Regions from separate parts of the Homo sapiens genome. Here regions 1, 2, 4, 5 and 6 are each linked to region 3. The links are chromatin contacts, found by Hi-C or POLR2A ChIA-PET in ENCODE. All regions are on one chromosome and are shown on one strand. The core of a region is the stretch at or near the end of the contact, and the rest is flanking DNA. Distances in the headings are between cores, read along the strand shown. Region 1 holds the start of SREBF2 (sterol regulatory element binding transcription factor 2). Region 2 holds the start of CCDC134 (coiled-coil domain containing 134). Region 3 holds the start of TOB2 (transducer of ERBB2, 2). Region 4 has its middle 51 kb from the start of SNORD140. Region 5 overlaps MEI1 (meiotic double-stranded break formation protein 1). Region 6 holds the start of CENPM (centromere protein M).

Region 1 (2,867 bases), core at 206-2,705, 390 kb after region 3:
TAGGTTTCATCTTAAATGTCACTTCTTCAGAGGCTTCTTGACAGCACAAGTCAGGGCCCTTGTTAGTTTCATCACATCCATTACCTTTCCTTGATCACTTGTACCATCATCTGTAATTTATTTTTATGTTTAATACGGGTGTGGGATTTCTGATTTTTTTTTTTGCTAGACTGGAAGCTCTCAGAGGGCAGGAACCATTTGTTTCCCTGCCACAGAGATGTTCAATAAATATTGTCAATTGAATGTGCAAATAATCTCACTTAACCACAGCTATGAGGGATGCTATTTTATCCCCATTTTAGAGATGACTAAACTGAGGCTTAGAACAATTAACCCAAGGTCACAGTGAATTAGTGGATCCATGTGTCTGCCTCCACACAGCCTGTGTGTTCTTAATTATTGATCACTAAGCAACAGCTGCCTCTCACAAACTGGCAGGAAACTTCAACTTTTCCCTTTTATCAATATATTGTGAACGCCTTTTCTTGCTAATAAATATACATTTGTGTGCGTAATTTTTAATGATCCCATGGTATTCCATCGTGTGGATGTAATTTACATATTCATTTCCTTATTCTCACTTCTTCCTAGTTACAGCACTTCTTTAAGCACTTGTAATTTTTATTCCTTTGGATAAATTCCTAGAAGTTTACAACACGACCAGCTGCAAGATGGGGCAGTGAGGTGCTTGAAGGAGTGGGTGGGCTGCACTTCAGAATCCCGGTGGAACTTTTTCAAAAAACTCGTGCCCGGGGCCCCCCTCTCAGGAGGCCGTCGGTGGGCCTGGGCACTGGCGTGGTTTTCAGGTCCTCAGTGGTTCCGAGGTGCCAGAGATTGAGGACCACTGGAGTAAGCGCGAGGTCACGGCGGGTGCAAAGCAGAAGACGTAAAATCCTGACCGCCCTGGGACAATCTGCAACCTTGTCAAGCCTCCGTGCCCGCCTTTGTAAGGAGGCTGGGAGAAGCGGGACTTGGATGACCCGGACTCCCGTCCCGAGCGCTGGGGTCCAGGTTTGACTCCGCTGGCTTTCTCAGGCGGGCAGGGCGGGGGTAGGCAGCTGGGAAGATGACGTAATGTGCTCCCAGCCAGGCCTGGAGGCGGCCAGCGGTCGCAGGTGGAGGGTGGCCTGTTAACCCTTCACTCCCAGGCCAGTGGACGGACTTGCGTGTGGCGCAGATCCAACGGAGAAGGCAGCGGCTCCTTTAAACAAGGCGGAGAAGGTTAAGATGATGACCGGACGGCTACTCCAGGCATTCGCTCCGAGGCCGCGGGGGGAGGGACCTCACTATGCAAATCTGAGCTGCTGATCGATGACGCGCCATCACCCCACGCACCGCTTCGCTCGCCCATTGGCTGAGATGAGCCTGGTCCCATTGACAACAAACAGGGGGGCGCGCGGCCTGGAGGCGGGGCCGCAGGGGGCGCGGGCTGGGGCGGGGGAATCCCGCCCCGCCCTTTCTGTGCGGCGCCCGGGCGCAACGCAAACATGGCGGCGGGTGGCACCCGTCGGTGAGGCGGTGCCGGGCGGGGGTTGTCGGGTGTCATGGGCGGTGGCGACGGCACCGCCCCCGCGTCTCCCTGAGCGGGACGGCAGGGGGGGCTTCTGCGCTGAGCCGGGCGATGGACGACAGCGGCGAGCTGGGTGGTCTGGAGACCATGGAGACCCTCACGGAGCTGGGCGACGAGCTGACCCTGGGAGACATCGACGGTGAGTGGTGGGTGGGTGGGAGTGCGGGGGCCGCGCGGGGAGGAAGGGGTTACGGCGGCGCGCCCGGGTGCGCGTGCGCCCACCCCCCGACAGCCCCGGTTCGCGCGGGAAGAACCCCGTGCGCACGGTGCCCCCGGCGGTCCTCAACCCTTCCGGCGCTGCGAGCGTGAGCCCGACCCAGCTGCGCCGCTCCGGGAGGCCGTGGGATCTGGGGCGCCGCGGGGCCGAAAGCGGCGCGAGGGTCGCGGGTTCCAGAGCGCGGGGCTAGGGACGTCGCGGGGGCGTCTCAGGGAGCGGCCTAAGGAGAGCGCGTGGCCGCCGCCTCCCTCGCGCGCCCACACGCGGTTTCCGTGGTCCGCTCTCCCGCCGCCCGCGACCGCGCGTCGCACCTGTCACTCCCTTCCTGGCCGCGGGGACGTCTTTGGGATTCCCGGGGCCCAGCCCCCAGTCTCCGCGCCCCGAATCCCTGGGCTTCTCAGGATTGACCGACGGCCAGGTCGCCGGGTGCTCCGCGAAACTTTGGGCAGCGACTGCAGAAGCAAGTTGCTGATGAAGAGAGCAGTGGCGGCGGAGTGTGGACACATCTCTCCGGGATGGAGACCCGGGCGCTCCTGCTGTCACGCTGCAAGGGGAATTGAGCAGAAGAAATTTTGAGTTGTGGCCCCTCGGGTACGGGCTGGGGAGCGGGTGGCCTTTGTTCCAGCGCCTTAACAGCGGAGTGGAAGAGCTGGTAGGAGCCCAGGGATCCACTCTTAAAATACTAATTTTGCGACCACGGGAACAACGATTTGGAGAGGGTCAGCGGCTTGCTCAAGGTCACCCAGCTGGTTAGAGCCTAGTTCTTGCAGTTCCTTGGCCAGTATTGGTTTTTTTATACCCCTCCTTTCAAGAAAGAGTCCAGTTGACTAGGCTAGTAATCTTATTAACTGGATAGTTGCACTCTTATGTTTAGGCCCCAAAATGCTTTGTATTATTTCACTTCTTCCTCACAACAATCCTGTGAGATACTCTTATTACCTCTATTTTAATACGGTAATTAAAGAAGCCGAGGCCAGGAGATGTTGACTTATCTAAGGCCACTCACCTTAGAGAGCTTAGGCAGAAACACAGGTGCATTGTACTTTTCAGTTTTCAGAATGCTTTCATGTCCAGGATCTC
Region 2 (2,700 bases), core at 159-2,658, 350 kb after region 3:
CTGTATCCCTGTCCCACATCAGAAACTGATCCTCAGGACTTGAAGGCCCAGAAGTGGAGAGAGAATGAGACCTGGAGACAAAGGGCATAATTGTTGGGGAAATGGATGACAGCTGAAGCTATTCATATGGAGCCATATACTCTATTGTTGAAATAGAATAAGGAAATAAAATGATACACTCACATACCTGCGCGAGCTCTCCAAAAACACTGTACTACCTTGTCTACCAGGAGCTGGTTTCTCAGCCAGTTGGATAAGGGATTGTTTCAGCAAGGAGACTGATGGCCTCCTCAGGGAAGGAGGGACGGGACAGGATTTGTTCTTGTAACAGCATTCAAGGAGTCAGCTGGGTGCCTCAGCTGTACTCAGAGAACACCAGTCAGGCCATCCTGGGGCTGGCAGGGCAGAGAAAGGCCTAGGGGTTGGGGCTGCTGCGATTCAACAGCTCCCAGAGGCACTTGACCTGCTCCCTCGCCTCACGTGGAGGTGGATAGAGGTAAACTTTCCAGGCAAGGAGGGTCAAATTCTCAGCTTTCCTATCAGAACGAAACTGTCCCAGCCTCAGCCCTTGTCTGGCTAAAGTAGGTCACCTCTGTCCCTTCCCGTACAGCCGTCATCAGAACTGGTGTTTATGCACCCTCGTGGGTAGATCCTGGGAATGCATGTCCAGCTTGGTCCCCGGCATGAGGTCTGCGCTCGACAGTGCCTGCCCTGCGCCTGTTCTGGGGAGCTCAGCCCAGACCGGGCCTCCAGCTCCCTTCCCGCCCGGCAGGGGCCCCGGGCCCGGAGATGGCCACGCCACGCTGCCTTCTCGGGTCTGACTGTCCTGATCCTGCGCAAAAGTGGGGCTGCACTCGGCCTAACGAACGGACGAGGAAGCCCCCGCCGCACTTGGCTTATTAGTTGGTGGACCGGAGGGGCAAGGAGGGGATGCCCGAATCCTGCACTGAGTCTCTGAGGTCCTTAAAGAAGAACAAAAGTGCTAGTCACCGCCCACTAAACTCACGTTGCGATCTAAAGTTTAAAAACTCGGCCACAGACGACGACACAGTTTCAGGGAGGGCGCGCAGAAGGTCGCCCGGCCGACAGGAGCTGGGACCCCAGTTTGCTGATTCACGCCTTAAATTGGGCACAGACCCCACCCACAGATTTAACTTCCTCCAACACAAGCTAAATCCAGGGCCACGTACCCAGGGCCCGCAGGAGGGACAGGACGAGGATGGTGCCCACAGCGCGCTGGAGGCACGCCAGAGCCTGGAGGGGCAGGCAGGGGCGGTGGAGCGGGGCCGGAAGTGAGGCTAGCGGAGCCCCGCAGTGGCGGCTCGCGCTCATTGGCCGGGAGCAGCGCGGTGGGCGGGACGGAGCTCGGCGGTCTGCGCTCGGTTGCTAGCCGTTTGCTCCCGCTTTCAGTTGCTTTGCTGTTAGCCTGTTGGACCTTCGAGCCTAGCTGCTCGCACAGGACTCGGCCACCTGCCCTTCCTGCACCGACTGGCCAGGTAGGTGGCTGTAGGGGCCGCGGGCTGCAGGTTCCCGGGAAGGATAATGAGAGAACCGAGGGCCTCGAACCGGCTGCAGGTGGTGGGGAGGGAGTTTCGTGGACCTGGACGCCTCTGTTCCTTGAGAAGGCTCGCTCCCTCCTCCGGGAGCTCCGAAGGCTCGGGGTCAACCACCTGGGCCCCCGACCCCGGTAGCTGGCTCAAGGCCCGCCACTACCTGGTACCTCTGCAGGAGTTCAGAGCCTCATGCTGAGCCAGGAGGAGCTCCGGGTGACGCATACGGCAGGATCGGGATTGAGAGGCTGAAAAAGTGAGTTTAACAGTAGAGAAAGCAGGACCTGTCCCGCAGGCTGCTGTTCTGGCTTTTCTTTCCCACTACCTGCTTCAGTCATTGCCAGCTGTCTGGTATTCTCCTTGGCCCCTAAAGTTTTGCCCTAGCCTGGTTCTGGTTCCCTTGAGTTTGGAGCAGGAGGTGGAATGTGGAGGGTCCTGGGTGAACTTGGACTATTCCTTCTCTAGGTTTCACTTATCTCGTCTGCTTGGGGGTAGGGGGTTCTCCGGATGATCTCTGCAGCCCCTCACTGTCTGTAACTGAGCATCTCTCCCCTGGGGCAGGTGTCCTGGTAGTTCAGTAGCCAGCTCTGATCTCAGGTAGCCTGTGCTCATTTACAAAGAGTCAGAAGACAGAGCACTGGACTTAGAGCCAAACAGACACTTGGTTCAGCCTGGGAATAGCTGTGTGACTTTGGGCAGTCACCTCATTTTTCTGTGCCTTGATTTCACATTGGTAACATTGGGGAGTTGTAATCTGAGTGTGAGACCTCTCCTGACCACTTTATGTAATCTTGTACCTGACCGACACCCTCTCATCCCTCTGTGCTTATTTTACAAGTTTATTGATCAACTCTTATCCCTACTAGAGACAAGTACCATGAGTGCAGAGATTTTTGCTTATTTATTGCTGTATTCCCGCCTCTAGAACAGTGCCTAGAGTGTGGTAGGTACTGTCAACCTAAATAGCAGAGTGAGAGACTCTAAAAAAATGATGTTTACTTGGGAATAGACATTGTAGTGACAATATGTGTGCCATAGTAACCTGTGTACGTATTTGGGGAGGTAAAGGAAGACAAAGGTTTTGAAAAGGAAAAATGAGGATTACATGATTATTTTGAGATAGTTATCCTTGGCTACAAGGATGAATAGC
Region 3 (2,700 bases), core at 83-2,582:
TAAGAAGGAGAAAAAGACCGTTTAGATACGGAGTAGCACCAGAGACTGGCCTCCACCCGTCCCCAAGCTGAAGCTTGCTGTGCGGGGTTCTGGTTTCTCCTGGGGGAGGGAGAGGGCCTGCCGGCTGTGCCTCCTCTCTGCACCCTCCTTCCCCTCCCAGATTTCTGGTGGTCAAGGGCACAGTTCATCCTCCGGACAGGAGGGGAAGGAGTTTGGGGGTAGGGCCCCACCTCGCAGGCACCTTACCAAGATAAGCAGAATCCACTCACTGGCACTGCTCTAAGGGTACTTTTTTCTGCCCAATTTTCCATTAAAACACTTAAGAGTATAAAGAGCTCAGCCGAAACGGTGAACTCTGGCTCAGTGGCCCAAGGACAATCTCCACTGACCTGTCCCGTCGCCAAAGGGGGTGTCCACCCTCCACCCTTCAGGCTCCACAGAGCCAGAAATAGAGTCTATTAACAATTACCACCCCCCTTCCCTGCACACGGGAAAAGAAGCAGAAAAACAAGGCCTGGATCCCCTTCCTTCCTCGGATTTATTTAACGGTGGGGGGAGTTATGTTTCTTTGGAGAACAAGGAAGATCTAGCGAGTAGCTAGGATATAAAGAACCGGGGGAGGCGGGGAAGGGAGGAAATGCACCCCACCCAGGAGAGGGCCACTCTTGGAACTGGGAGAAAAAGGAGCTCTTGGGCACCCCAGGAGCACAGATGGCGTGAGAAGAGGAGCTGGGGAAAGTGGGGTCTGGAGGGAAGCTGGATGGGGAAAGAAAATGCTGGCCAGGCGGGGAGGGAGCGGCAGCAACGTGGAGAGTCCAGCAAAGCGGGAGTGGGGCGGGGTGGAAGAGGTAGTCCGGCCGGCTGGGTCTCGGGGCGGGCCCCCCGCCCGCACGCCCCCCAACTCACTCACTCGGGTCTCCGCGGCGGCGGGGCGCTCTACCGGCCGCGGGGCGGCTTCTCCCTCCAGGGTGGCCTGAGCGCGGGGCGGAGGTCGCTCTCCTTTCCTTCCCGGGCGTCGCCGGGCCAGGGGACCGAAGTCCTTTTCGTCGTTGAGGGTTGGGGGACGAAGCAGGGGGCTATGGACTATGACTCTCAATAATTTCTTTCAGCTCTTAGGAGGTCGGGCTCGGCAGCGGGGGGCCCGAGGGCGGGCGGGCGGACTAGCGGCGACGACGCGGGGATGGCGGATCGGAGGGTGGTTCGTGTCGCGCAACGGCAGACGGTATGGGCTGTCGCCGGCAGACGGTCCTGCCCTCCTGGCCCCGCGTCGCCCGAGCCACGGCTTGCCTCAGCCAACAACCCGCACCTTCCCGCGCCCCGGCCCGAAGTGAGCAAAGTCAATGAAAAGTTTCACCCTTAGCAACCCTGCGCACGGATCCGGCTTCCCCACCCCTGCGTGATGCGTCCCTCCGCCCTGCAGGGGCGGGGCCAGGGCCCGGCCGGGACTACTTCCCAGCCAGCCCCGCGCCTCAGCTCGCTGGTATCTCGCGGAGCAGCTCCTGTGCCCTTCTGTGCTCGCCGGTCGTGCGTCCGGCTCCCCGTCTTCCCCTCCCTGTCACAGCGCCGCGCCGCACTCCTTTCCTTCATTCCCATACCACTCTGAACTTGTGCGCGTCGTGTGAGGTGTTCTCCCAGGGGCGCTCCGTGAGGGCCGGGGACCACCTGGGGCCGGGTTGCTCACGAGCCGGGCACAGTGCACTCTCCCTTTAGTTGTGTTTGGGGGACGAGTATCGCGGGGGAGGGGAGGGAGTCACCATGCCCGCCGGAAACCCCCCGCTGAGTCGTCCGCCCTGCACCTGCCTCGGAGCCCATGGTTCGGACGTTTGCCCGAGCCGTTTCCCGGGGCCTTCCCTCCAGCTCCGAGCGTCTGGCCGTGTCCGCGGCGATAGCATCGCCCCGTTACGGCCTCTGCGGGAGGGGGAACTGAGGGGACGACGCGGGCTCTGGAAACATTTCGGACCCGTTTCGGGCAGGCATGAGTCTTCCGAGCGCCTTGTGATTCCTCGGGGGGCTCAACGTCGAAAGAAAGGCGAGGGAGACTCTGGGGCCTGGGCCACGCTGTGCGGGAGTAAGAGGAGCCGAGGACGAGGCTGACGGCCGTGAAACTAGCCGAGTGCCACAAAGGACCTTCCCCTCACCGCCTCTGGCGCTCCTTTCCTTGCAGCCTGGAGGGCCGGCTCTGGCTCTGCGCAGGCGCGCGGGCGCAGCCCCTCTCCCAACTCTTGTTTGCTCTTTCTGGCCAGCGACCCCAGTGTGGGGCACGCGGGAGAGCCCCACATTTCTTCTAGTCGCAGTCCCGCCGGCGTGGGGTGGCCCCTGACCGTGCAACGGGCGCAAGGCTCGCACCCACTACGGCCCCTCGGGCGGCGGAGCGAGGCTCCGCGAACCCGGGACTGGGCGCGCCAGGCCCGCGCGCTGAGGCCCCCTCCCCCGGCTCTGGCCACGCGGGCTGCTCTGCCTCTGTGAGTGTGCGGGACACAGAGCCAGGGGGAGGGAGGGCCGTGTTCTGCGGTCACAGGCAGACAGGAGTGCCGGAAGATGCAGTCTGGAGCCCCCGGGGGACTGTGAGTGAGGTCTTCTCCCCGGTCCCTCCTTAGATCTCCCATTTCCCAGTTCTCCCCTCCCGCCCACACCTTTTTTGTCATTCCAGACGGTTCCGGCCCAGCAGCAGCCGCCATCCCCACGTTGGGTGGCGAGATC
Region 4 (2,992 bases), core at 241-2,740, 420 kb before region 3:
CTGGCATCTTCCAGGGCCTGCTTCTGTGGTGACACCTGGCCCCAGGAGGGGAGCCTGCTCTTTTATTGGCTTCACCAGGCCGAGCATGCTGTCTTCATCTCGGCAGCATCCGCCGGCAAAGGGCTGGCGCCGAAGCCTCAGAATATTCGATGGAAGAAGAATGAAAGGAGAGTGACTGGGTCTGTCCCACATTGTGCATTACAGCACATTTTCTAGGTTTGTGTGTGCATTTCCCTCAGGGGCAAGGGGGCCCAGAGACGGGGCTCTTCATTTGATGAGCTCAATGAGTGCCAGGCACTTACGTGTCATTTAAAATTGCCGTTTCCATTATACCGGGAAACTGAGGCTCAGAGAGGTGACTTGATGAGGTCGCACAGATGGTGGGTGGACGCGCTGCCTCAAGCAGTGTCCTGTATACTCTGTCCCTGTGCCTTCGAACCCCTACCCAGTATAAAGGGATTGCGGTGGGGAGAGGCTCCTCAGTCTGTGATAGAAGCAATGAAGGACTCAACCGTCCTGCCCCGCCCCGCCCGGCCTCCTGCTTCTCCCGGTTTCCCTGCCGCAGGCCCCGCTCAACCCCCGCTCTGCCTGCGTCCCGGCCCTCCTTTGCCGCGCCCAGCTCCGAAATGCTGCGGCGGGGGCTCGGCGGGGGCTGGGCGGGGGCCGCAGGGCCACAAGCTCCCCCGCCCCCAGCACCCACTTATGTCCCCTCTGCTCTCCAAACGGGTCCCAGGGCCACACCTGTCTCCTGATCACGACCTGGCCGGAGCCGGGACATGGGCGCCATTTCCGCAGCCCAGCTCGGGTCGCGTCGGTTTTGAAATCAGATAGTCTTTTCTCCCGACTCCAAGGGCGTCTGCCCCGCCCAGGGCTGGGCCGGAGGGGGAGGGGGCGGACACCCCGGGGGCGCGCGCCGCTGGGGGAAGGAGGGGCCCCGAACTTGGAAAAAAGGGAACTCGCACGGAAAAATCAAATCCAAGTGGTCTGCGTTCACCCCTGCTTGGGAGACACAAAGGAAGGGCGCGCGGGGCGGCGGAGGCGCGGGGCTCCGGAGCTGGCTACGCCCGCGGCTCCCGCGCCCGGGCCGCTTCCGCAGAGGACGACAATCCGGGCCGCCTGGGCTGGCTTCGGCCACACCCAGAGGCCGCACCTGGGCCGGCGCCCTCTCTCGGCGCAGCCTCGCGCGCCCGGTCCCCGCCGCGCTCGCGTCCCGGGGGGCGAGTGGGTCCAGATCCCACGAACCCCAGCCGGGACCCGCCCTCCCAAGCTCCGGGGCCAAGGTGGGCCACCTCTCTCTCGGGCTCTTCTCTTTCTGATCTTTTTTATGGCCTAAACTCGAGATCTCCCCACCCTAGTGCCCCCACCCTGCCACCCAACCCAAGGACTGAGTCTGGAGGTCGACCCTGAACCTTCCCTGATCCTCTACGACGTTCCGCGGCCGCAGTCCTCCCGGGCCCCAGGGCTGCAGGTCACGTGCCCGCGGTGGGGGCAGGGAGGGACGCGCAGCGGAGTCTCCGGGCTGCACGTGCAAGGCCTCGGGGAGGGTGGAGCTCTGGCTTCCCGAGCTGCGCTCGCTCCCGGCTTCCGCCGAGGTGCCCGGGGCGCCGGCCTGGAGCAGGCGGGGGTCTGGGTGCCTGGGCTGCGGTCGGGAGCGCCTCCGAAGAAGCACTCGGTGCCTGCCCCGCTGGGAGCGCAAGCATTGTTACCTATCAGCGCCGCACTTAACAGTTGTTAATAGCAGTAAGCCCTCACTAAATTGTCACTGCTGGCAGACCGCAGTAACTCGGTCTGACCTCAAGCACCCGATAAAAGAGTTCTTGTCCGTAAAGTCAGTTACGTAGGAGTTGGTAATCTCGGGTTTTCATTATGGAGAATTTTGAACATAAACAAAAGTCAGGATGGTAAAGTGAGCTCCTGGCGAGCATCCCCCCACACAGAACGAGCAACTCCTGATCCTGTTTTTTTTTTCTTTCCCCAGCCCCTACCCACTGTTCCTCCCTATTATTGTGAAACAAATCCCTGACATCGTGTCATATTTCAGCATATGCCCCCTGAAACAATGGATGAAAGGCCCATTGTTTGTTTAGAAAACTTTTAAAAGTCGGGTAGATAAAAATGTTAGAGTGGAGATAAAAATGTTCCTAGGTGATGATAAAGAGAATTAAAAAGCGGTTAAAGGAGTGAAAAGACTTAAGTGATATCTGTAAGCCGTGCCCATGCTTTCTGGGACATCAGGTGGCCCACGTAAGACCTTGAGCTGGGTGGAGGCAGTGGCGCTGATGAGAAGAGGCTGATTCAGGGAACTAATTGGAGGTGGAAGTGACCAGATTGGCTGATGGATTGTAGTGGGGACTTGAGGAAAAGAGAGCTTCAAGGATGAGACGCTGGCTTGGTTGAAGGGGTTCTTAACTGTAATGGGCAAGGAGCAGATATGAGAGAATGGAGAGATCAAAATAGGGTTTGGCCATGTTACATCTGAGCTGCCTTTTATTTTATTTTTGATACAGGGTCTCTATCAGTCTTCCAGACTTATTGCAGCCTCCACCTTCAGGGCTCAAGTGATCCTCCCATCTCAGCCTCTTGAGTAGCTGGAACTACAGGCATGTGCCACCATGCCTGGCTAATTTGTTTTTTAGTAGAGACAGGGTTTCACCATCTTGGCCAGGCTGGTCTTGAACTTCTGACATTGTGATCTACCCGCCTCGGCCTCCCAAAGTGCCGGGATTACAGGCGTGAGCCACTGCACCCAGCTTAATTTTTGTATTTTTAATAGAGATGGGGTTTCACCATGTTGGCCACGCTGGTCTTGAACTCCTGACCTCGTGATCCATCCGCCTCCGCCTCCCAAAGTGCTGGGATTACAGGCGTGAGCCACCGTGCCCGGCCTATTTATTTATTTTTTGAGACGGAGTCTTGCTCTGTCACCCAGGCTTGAGTGCAGTGGCACGATCTCGGCCCACTGCAACCTCAGCCTCCCAAGTAGCTGGGATTA
Region 5 (2,819 bases), core at 264-2,763, 330 kb after region 3:
GCTCTCCAGCTCATCCTACAATTGACTCAGATCTGATGATCCAGTTCACAGTTCTCCAGGCTTTTTTCTTACCCACACCCCAAACCTCCTCGGTTTCTCAACTCATGATGCTGCCATCACTTCACAGGCAGCACCTGCAGGAAGATTTGCTGAGGGAAGGTTGAAATGAATAGGAAAAATGACATGTCTTCAGTGTTTGTGGACCCCCCAGCTCCTGTAGCCACAGGTGAAGATGGGGCATCTTCCCTGCCTGGAGCCCAGTCCACCTCATGAGAACATCAGTGTCAGATTCAAAAAAAGGCCACTGGGGACGCATTGCAGATGGCCTCAGCCTGGTGCCAGTCATCACCAGCCTGTCTGTGAGATCAAGGCTGACACTAAGCTAGGAGGGGGATCTGTGTGTGACAAACTCAGCCTTCAGAAGAGCCTCTGACAGGGAGTAACAGGCTGAAACCCACACATGAAATGTAATAGGACATTTACATATAATCCTTGAGCACTTCTATATGACAGCAGAGAGTAGAGGACTGTGGTTCGGGGTGGAGGTACTGGTGTGGGAGGGAGCTGAGACCTGCTTGTCTGGGTGAGCACCGAAGTCAGGGTGTGATGTGGCTGCCAAAAAGTGAATGGAGCTGTAGGTAGGTTTCATATTAGGATGGGGATAGGGAGATGGGAAGTGGGAGTTCCCAAGAGTAAAGGGATATGTTCTATAGATATCTACAGTGTAATGTTGCACTGATGAGGCCTGGGAGAATGCAGAAGCACATCTAATCTTGCCTTGAGAGGTTAAGGAAGGCTTCAAGGGGGAGATGAACTTTGAGCTGAATTTTTTTCTTTTCTTTTTTTTTTTTTTTTTGAGACAGGGTCTCACTCTGTCACCCAGGTTGAAGTATAATAGCATGATAACTGCTCACTGCAGCCTCTACCTCTCGGGCTCAGGCGATCCTTCCACCTCAGCCTCTCGAGTAGCTGGGACTACCAGTGTGTGCCACCATGCCCAGCTAATTTTTTGTATTTTTTTGTGGAGAGACGGGGTCTCACCACATTGCCCAGGTTGGTCTTGAACTCCTGGGCTCAAGCAATCTGCCTGCCTCTGCCTCCCAAAGTGTTGGGATTACAGGCGTAAGCCACTGCGGAGGCCTGAGCTGAATCTTGATTGCTGACGGGGACAAGAGGAGTTAGCTAAATGAAGTGATGTGAGAGAGGGGATGTGGCAAGTGCAGGGAACTGCACTTCATTCGACTGTTAAAGTTCCCTTGGGAAGGTGGTGACGATGTTCACAGGATGGATCCCTTTGAAATCCTAAAGTCTTTCTGTGATGTGCAGCTGTAGGCTGCTTGCCTGATGTTTGTCTAGATGGAGGGTGTGAATGTGCCTTAAGGTTTGTCACTGTGTTTCTTTCCATTGGTTGTAATATCAGGGATACTTAGTTTGTGCTTGCTCCCCAAGACTGACATCTGAAATAGCCAGTCGCAGGCTACCACCTATGACAAGTGTGAGTGTTTTGCGACAGGCCGACTGGGGACTTTCATCTCTTGCAGTAAGCAAGCTGTGTGGGAAGTGCAGCCCCACTGACGTGGACATCCTGCAGCCCTCCTTCAACTTCCTGTATTGGAGCCTTCATCAGACCACACCCAGCAGTCAGAAAAGAGGTGCAGGGGCCCGGGCTGGGACAGTGAAGAGTGCTGGGCAGTCTGTGGTCCTCTGTATCTCAACTTTTTCATCTTAAAAAAACAAATAGGGTTGTGTGTGTGGCTGGTGGTCATAAGGTCCTTTCTGGCTCTAATAACCTGAGCTTCTGTTATGAAGCTGGGACCCTTAGAGCCTCAGGATGATCCTCTGTTTGTTTGTGAAGCCCCAATCAGGTGCTAAGCACCATAGTGGCACTTAGCTGAAGCTCCTCTGTAACTCCTGTGGGCCCTGCCTTGCCCACCCCCGACAGCTGCTGCAGTGCTCCTGAGCAGCACAGGCCTGATGGAGCTTCTGGAGAAGATGCTGGCCCTCACCTTGGCAAAGGCAGATTCTCCCAGGACTGCACTCCTCTGCTCTGCCTGGCTGCTCACTGCCTCCTTCTCTGCCCAGCAGCACAAGGGCAGTTTGCAGGTTAGTCTTTAACTCCTGTGGCTTTGAGGCATGGGGTGGCACTCAAAGGAGTGTTGAAGATCCTGAGTTCTGGTCCCAGCTCTGGGGGCTTATTAGCTGTGTGACCTTGGCAAGGTATTTACCCTTTCTGAGCTCAGTTTCCTTTCCTACAAAATGGGGAAAACATCTCAGGATTGTTGTGAGGTTGTTTCATATTAATCCACTTAACACATAAGGTTTACCTACACTCCAGGCTCTATTCTTGGCACAGAGGAATAAAAAATGAATATAGCATGTGTCCTACCCTTAGGGAACTTGTAGTCTTTAAGGATAAGATTGTACTCAGCAAAGATAGTGGGAGAAGGCATTCCAAGTAGAGAGAACAATATGAGCAAAGGCATGAAGCTGCACAAATTCAGGACATGCTCTGTATATTTGGGGAGTGGTGAGGTGCTCTGTGTGATGAGAAGGTGGGGAATGAATGGAGCAGAAAAGACCAGACGGGGAGGCAGAAGCCAGCCTGCGACCTTAAAGTGCAGCATGGCAAGCCGTGGAATGCCACACATGGTTAACTGTCATTATTACTGTTCGAGAAGGTGATGCAGGGAAGAGGAGAGCAGTGGACTTATCCACAGAGCACCTCCTTCCCCTCAGCCCCTCCCTCTTGTAGGGCCTTGTCATCACAGTGCCCTGCGTGAGCTCCTCTGTGGGCTACTTCTCATGGAAACCATCTGCTA
Region 6 (2,700 bases), core at 106-2,605, 500 kb after region 3:
ACCTCAGCCAGCCTCTCCCATCCTCACCACTTCCCATCACAAGTTAGGTCACCGTCTCAGCACAGTCCTGAGCCAGGCCTGCCTGAGCCCTGACTGCCCCTTCCTCTGGCTCTCACCTGTATTTGCTGTGAAGATTAACCACAAACACGATCAGGTCAATTCGGGGCCGATTCACACTGGAGGGCAAAGGGAGGGACTTTGCCAAGTGGCTGAAAAACAGGAAATTGCAGGACTCAAGATATCCGTACCCCCCTCATAGCGACCGTTTAAATGCTGCCCTTCATGTGGAAAGAGGCCGTCAAGGGCTCCCCACCTCATCCTAGCCACCCGAGGCTCTTGTGGCCACGACTCCTTGGGCCAGCACAGAGGCAGGACAGGTCCGGTCCTATTCAGATTACTCCTGTCTGATTCCCTCTGCCAGAAACGGGCTCTGTTTAGTCACCACCTCGGCAAGGGGAGGTTGGGATATAAGACGGCATGGGACTAGCCAGCTACGCTGCATGCTGGGAGAAGGACCAGCCTCAGAGGAGGGGGCGCTGGGCTTCGGAGTTTAGCAGCTAGGACCGAATCCCTCTGGAGTGAGAGACACGTGGGCCCAGGCCACAGCCGCGGCTACTTACACCTTCAGCTCGGAGGCGCAGTCCTCTTTGAGCATCGAGTCCGCCAGCTGCTGCAGAAGAGCATCCTCCGTGCCCACCAGCTGCGCAGGGAGAGAGAGCGGACAGTCGAGCCCTAGGCACAGCACCCCCTGGGGAGGGCCTGGCCCTTCGACCCACTCCCGGGGGGATCGGGACACCGCCAGCAGGCGGCTCGGAGGACATTTCCCGAGAAGTGGACCCCGCGAAGCGGCACGGGCTGGGGGCCTGAGGTTTGGACCCGCTGCAGGCCTGTGGGCACCGCACTCTCTACTACCCGACCCTCGCTCCCACCGCCGGCCTCTCCAGGAGGCCAGACCCCCAGACGCGGGAAAACCAATTCCAGGCGCGGGAACTCGCCAATCAGAAGCTGGGAAAGGGTCCGCCGAGCACCTATTGGTGGGTGCGTCCCTCAACCTCAGAGAGCGGCTACTCCAATTGGTTCAGAGCATGGCTCTCCGCCTATTCCCCGCCCCCGCCACGGTAGCGCGCGCTGGCTTGGCGCCTCAGAGAGCTCAGTTGACCTAGTGGCTGAAGCACCGCCCAGGAGGAAAAACCGGCGGGGGAAGCAGGGCCGCCTGCACCTACCAAGATGGTGGCCGTGTTCAGGCCGGGCAGCTTGTCCAGGGGCCTCAACACCGACATCACAGCCGCAGGACCAACCGTTGCTCCTGCGGTGCGCGCCGATCTTTCAAACCGCCCTGAGTCCAGCCCCTAGAGCGCGGCCTGGGGGCACGTGCCTCCTTATAGGCGGGGCTTCGCGGGACGGGACGGGGCCTCTTAAAGGAACCGAACCTTTATCTCCTTTTCTGAGGGGCGTTCCAGCGCTACCCGTGGAACACGTGGTGGACAGGCCTTTGGTTCCACGCTCCACAGTAAGCAGGTTTTTAGTGATTCCTTTGTTCACTTTCATTCATTCATGCTCATACACAGTACTTTTTTTTTTTTTTTTTGAGACAGAGTCTCGCTTTGTGGCCCAGGCTGGAGTGCAATGCGCGCAATCTCGGCTCACTGCAACTTCTGCCTCCCGAGTTTAAGCGATTCTCCTGCCTCAGCCTCCCAAGGAGCTGGGACTACGGGCGCGCGTCACCACGCCCGACTTATTTTTTTATTTTTAGTAGAGACGGGGTTTCTCCAAGTTGCCCAGGCCGGTCTCAAACTCCTGGCCTCAAGTGATCCCGCCTCGGCCTCCCAAAGTGAGTGCTGAGATTACAGACGTGAGCCACCGTGCCTGGCCCTTTTTTTTTTTTTTTTTTTGGAGCGTCACTTTGTTGCCCAGGCTGGACTATAGTGACACGATCATAGCTCACTACAGCTTCAAACTCCTGGGCTCAAGTCATCTTCCTGGCTTAGCCTCCTGAGTAGCTGGAACTACAGGCAAGTGCCACCATGGGGATCTGGCCATGTTGCCCAGGTGGGTCGTAAACTCCTGGCCTCAAGCAGCCCTCCTGCTTCAGCCTCCTGAGTAGCTGGGACTACCGCTGCACACCAGCAGGCCCTGCCAATTGACTGCTTTTACAGTGAGTGGTAAGCATGCTGTTCTTTGTCCAATGGGAGACTTTACCTCATCTTTCAAGGTTCCTTGCTGCAAACACAGCCTGAGTACAGAGCTGTCAGGGTCTTGCTTTCTTGACATACCCAGCAAGAACATGCAGGGACGCTCAGGGCCCATAGCAAACTGGTTCTGCCAACAGTTATATAATAACTTGTTCACTGTCTCTACATCTAAAATGTAAGAAACAAGAGGTTAGAGACTTTGTCACTTTGTATGTCCAGCACTCTAAAAGTCCCTGGTACATCGTAGTTAATAAATATTTGTTGAGTGAATGGATGGATTACATTCATCCATTCATTCTCAGCAGTCATTCATTCATCATTTCCTATGCCCAGACCCAATGCCCTACCCTAGGAAGTCAGTTGAATCAGACATTATTGATTAACTTAGTTTGATGGGGGTGGGATAGACAATGATAACAGTGTGTTCATTGTTGTAATAACTGGGAGAGCAGAGACACTGTCTAGCCTAAATCCTTCTTACTGCAGACTAAACTAACTGTGTCTTGCT

Evidence for each region. Hi-C counts contacts between places; a loop is a spot of excess contacts on that map. ChIA-PET counts read pairs that join two places held with the same protein, here RNA polymerase II (POLR2A). Pooled maps may share reads with other maps.
Region 1: a pooled map shows a loop between it and region 3 (30-fold over the local background). The contact joins the promoter of SREBF2 here to the promoter of TOB2 in region 3. A Hi-C loop is called at or near these places in 2 of 37 single-sample maps with no recorded cell type and 14 of 50 pooled maps. POLR2A ChIA-PET finds 5 or more read pairs at or near these places in 3 of 52 experiments (BJ, CD4-positive, alpha-beta T cell and T-cell).
Region 2: a pooled map shows a loop between it and region 3 (6-fold over the local background). The contact joins the promoter of CCDC134 here to the promoter of TOB2 in region 3. A Hi-C loop is called at or near these places in 6 of 50 pooled maps. POLR2A ChIA-PET finds 5 or more read pairs at or near these places in 5 of 52 experiments (B cell, CD4-positive, alpha-beta memory T cell, GM12878 and 2 more).
Region 4: a loop to region 3 is called in a pooled map, with 11 times the contacts of the local background. The contact joins the enhancer-like site here to the promoter of TOB2 in region 3. A Hi-C loop is called at or near these places in 10 of 50 pooled maps. POLR2A ChIA-PET finds 5 or more read pairs at or near these places in 5 of 52 experiments (AG04450, B cell, HEK293 and 2 more).
Region 5: a loop to region 3 is called in a pooled map, with 5 times the contacts of the local background. The contact joins the enhancer-like site here to the promoter of TOB2 in region 3. A Hi-C loop is called at or near these places in 7 of 50 pooled maps. POLR2A ChIA-PET finds 5 or more read pairs at or near these places in 2 of 52 experiments (GM12878 and activated naive CD4-positive, alpha-beta T cell).
Region 6: a map of naive thymus-derived CD4-positive, alpha-beta T cell shows a loop between it and region 3 (4-fold over the local background). The contact joins the promoter of CENPM here to the promoter of TOB2 in region 3. A Hi-C loop is called at or near these places in 1 of 168 maps with a recorded cell type or tissue (naive thymus-derived CD4-positive, alpha-beta T cell), 12 of 37 single-sample maps with no recorded cell type and 13 of 50 pooled maps. POLR2A ChIA-PET finds 5 or more read pairs at or near these places in 2 of 52 experiments (PC-9 and naive thymus-derived CD4-positive, alpha-beta T cell).

Annotation. Positions count from the first base shown.
Region 1 is chr22:41,831,650-41,834,516 of GRCh38, forward strand. SREBF2 (sterol regulatory element binding transcription factor 2) reads left to right here and starts at 1,456. Exons shown (of 19, transcript NM_004599.4): 1 at 1,456-1,709. The coding sequence starts at 1,622. It overlaps CCDC134 (coiled-coil domain containing 134), which reads left to right. Exons shown (of 7, transcript NM_024821.5): 7 at 1-515. SREBF2-AS1 (SREBF2 antisense RNA 1) reads right to left here. Exons shown (of 2, transcript NR_157279.2): 1 at 2,794-2,867; 2 at 1-2,331. RefSeq lists enhancers at 810-1,319, 925-1,581 and silencers at 1,360-1,699, 1,760-2,149.
Region 2 is chr22:41,799,271-41,801,970 of GRCh38, forward strand. CCDC134 (coiled-coil domain containing 134) reads left to right here and starts at 1,409. Exons shown (of 7, transcript NM_024821.5): 1 at 1,409-1,496. It overlaps MEI1 (meiotic double-stranded break formation protein 1), which reads left to right. Exons shown (of 31, transcript NM_152513.4): 31 at 1-184. The coding sequence ends at 29. RefSeq lists enhancers at 230-1,216, 992-1,071, 1,142-1,221 and silencers at 692-781, 1,372-1,431.
Region 3 is chr22:41,445,469-41,448,168 of GRCh38, forward strand. It overlaps TOB2 (transducer of ERBB2, 2), which reads right to left and starts at 1,333. Exons shown (of 2, transcript NM_016272.4): 1 at 911-1,333. It overlaps LOC105373043 (a long non-coding RNA gene), which reads left to right and starts at 1,477. Exons shown (of 2, transcript XR_938274.2): 1 at 1,477-2,564; 2 at 2,651-2,700. RefSeq lists enhancers at 1,103-1,798, 1,545-1,794, 1,799-2,494 and a silencer at 2,365-2,464.
Region 4 is chr22:41,021,166-41,024,157 of GRCh38, forward strand. No RefSeq gene overlaps it. Among named protein-coding and RNA genes, the nearest start is that of SNORD140, 51 kb to the right of the region's middle. RefSeq lists enhancers at 1-53, 1,208-1,784 and a silencer at 549-1,778. Within about 2 kb of position 1,491, at least 39 of the 41 ENCODE cell types and tissues checked have a DNase peak (open chromatin) inside an H3K27ac peak, as active enhancers do; they include B cell, where a contact is called at or near this core.
Region 5 is chr22:41,779,743-41,782,561 of GRCh38, forward strand. MEI1 (meiotic double-stranded break formation protein 1) reads left to right here. Exons shown (of 31, transcript NM_152513.4): 23 at 1,542-1,652; 24 at 1,943-2,103. Among named protein-coding and RNA genes, the nearest start is that of CCDC134, 20 kb to the right of the region's middle. RefSeq lists enhancers at 1,574-1,623, 1,634-1,733, 1,884-1,933. Within about 2 kb of position 1,514, at least 12 of the 41 ENCODE cell types and tissues checked have a DNase peak (open chromatin) inside an H3K27ac peak, as active enhancers do; they include GM12878, where a contact is called at or near this core.
Region 6 is chr22:41,945,797-41,948,496 of GRCh38, forward strand. CENPM (centromere protein M) reads right to left here and starts at 1,356. Exons shown (of 6, transcript NM_024053.5): 1 at 1,224-1,356; 2 at 621-700; 3 at 117-209. The coding sequence starts at 1,280. It also overlaps a transcript of SMIM45 not described here. RefSeq lists an enhancer at 1,160-1,369.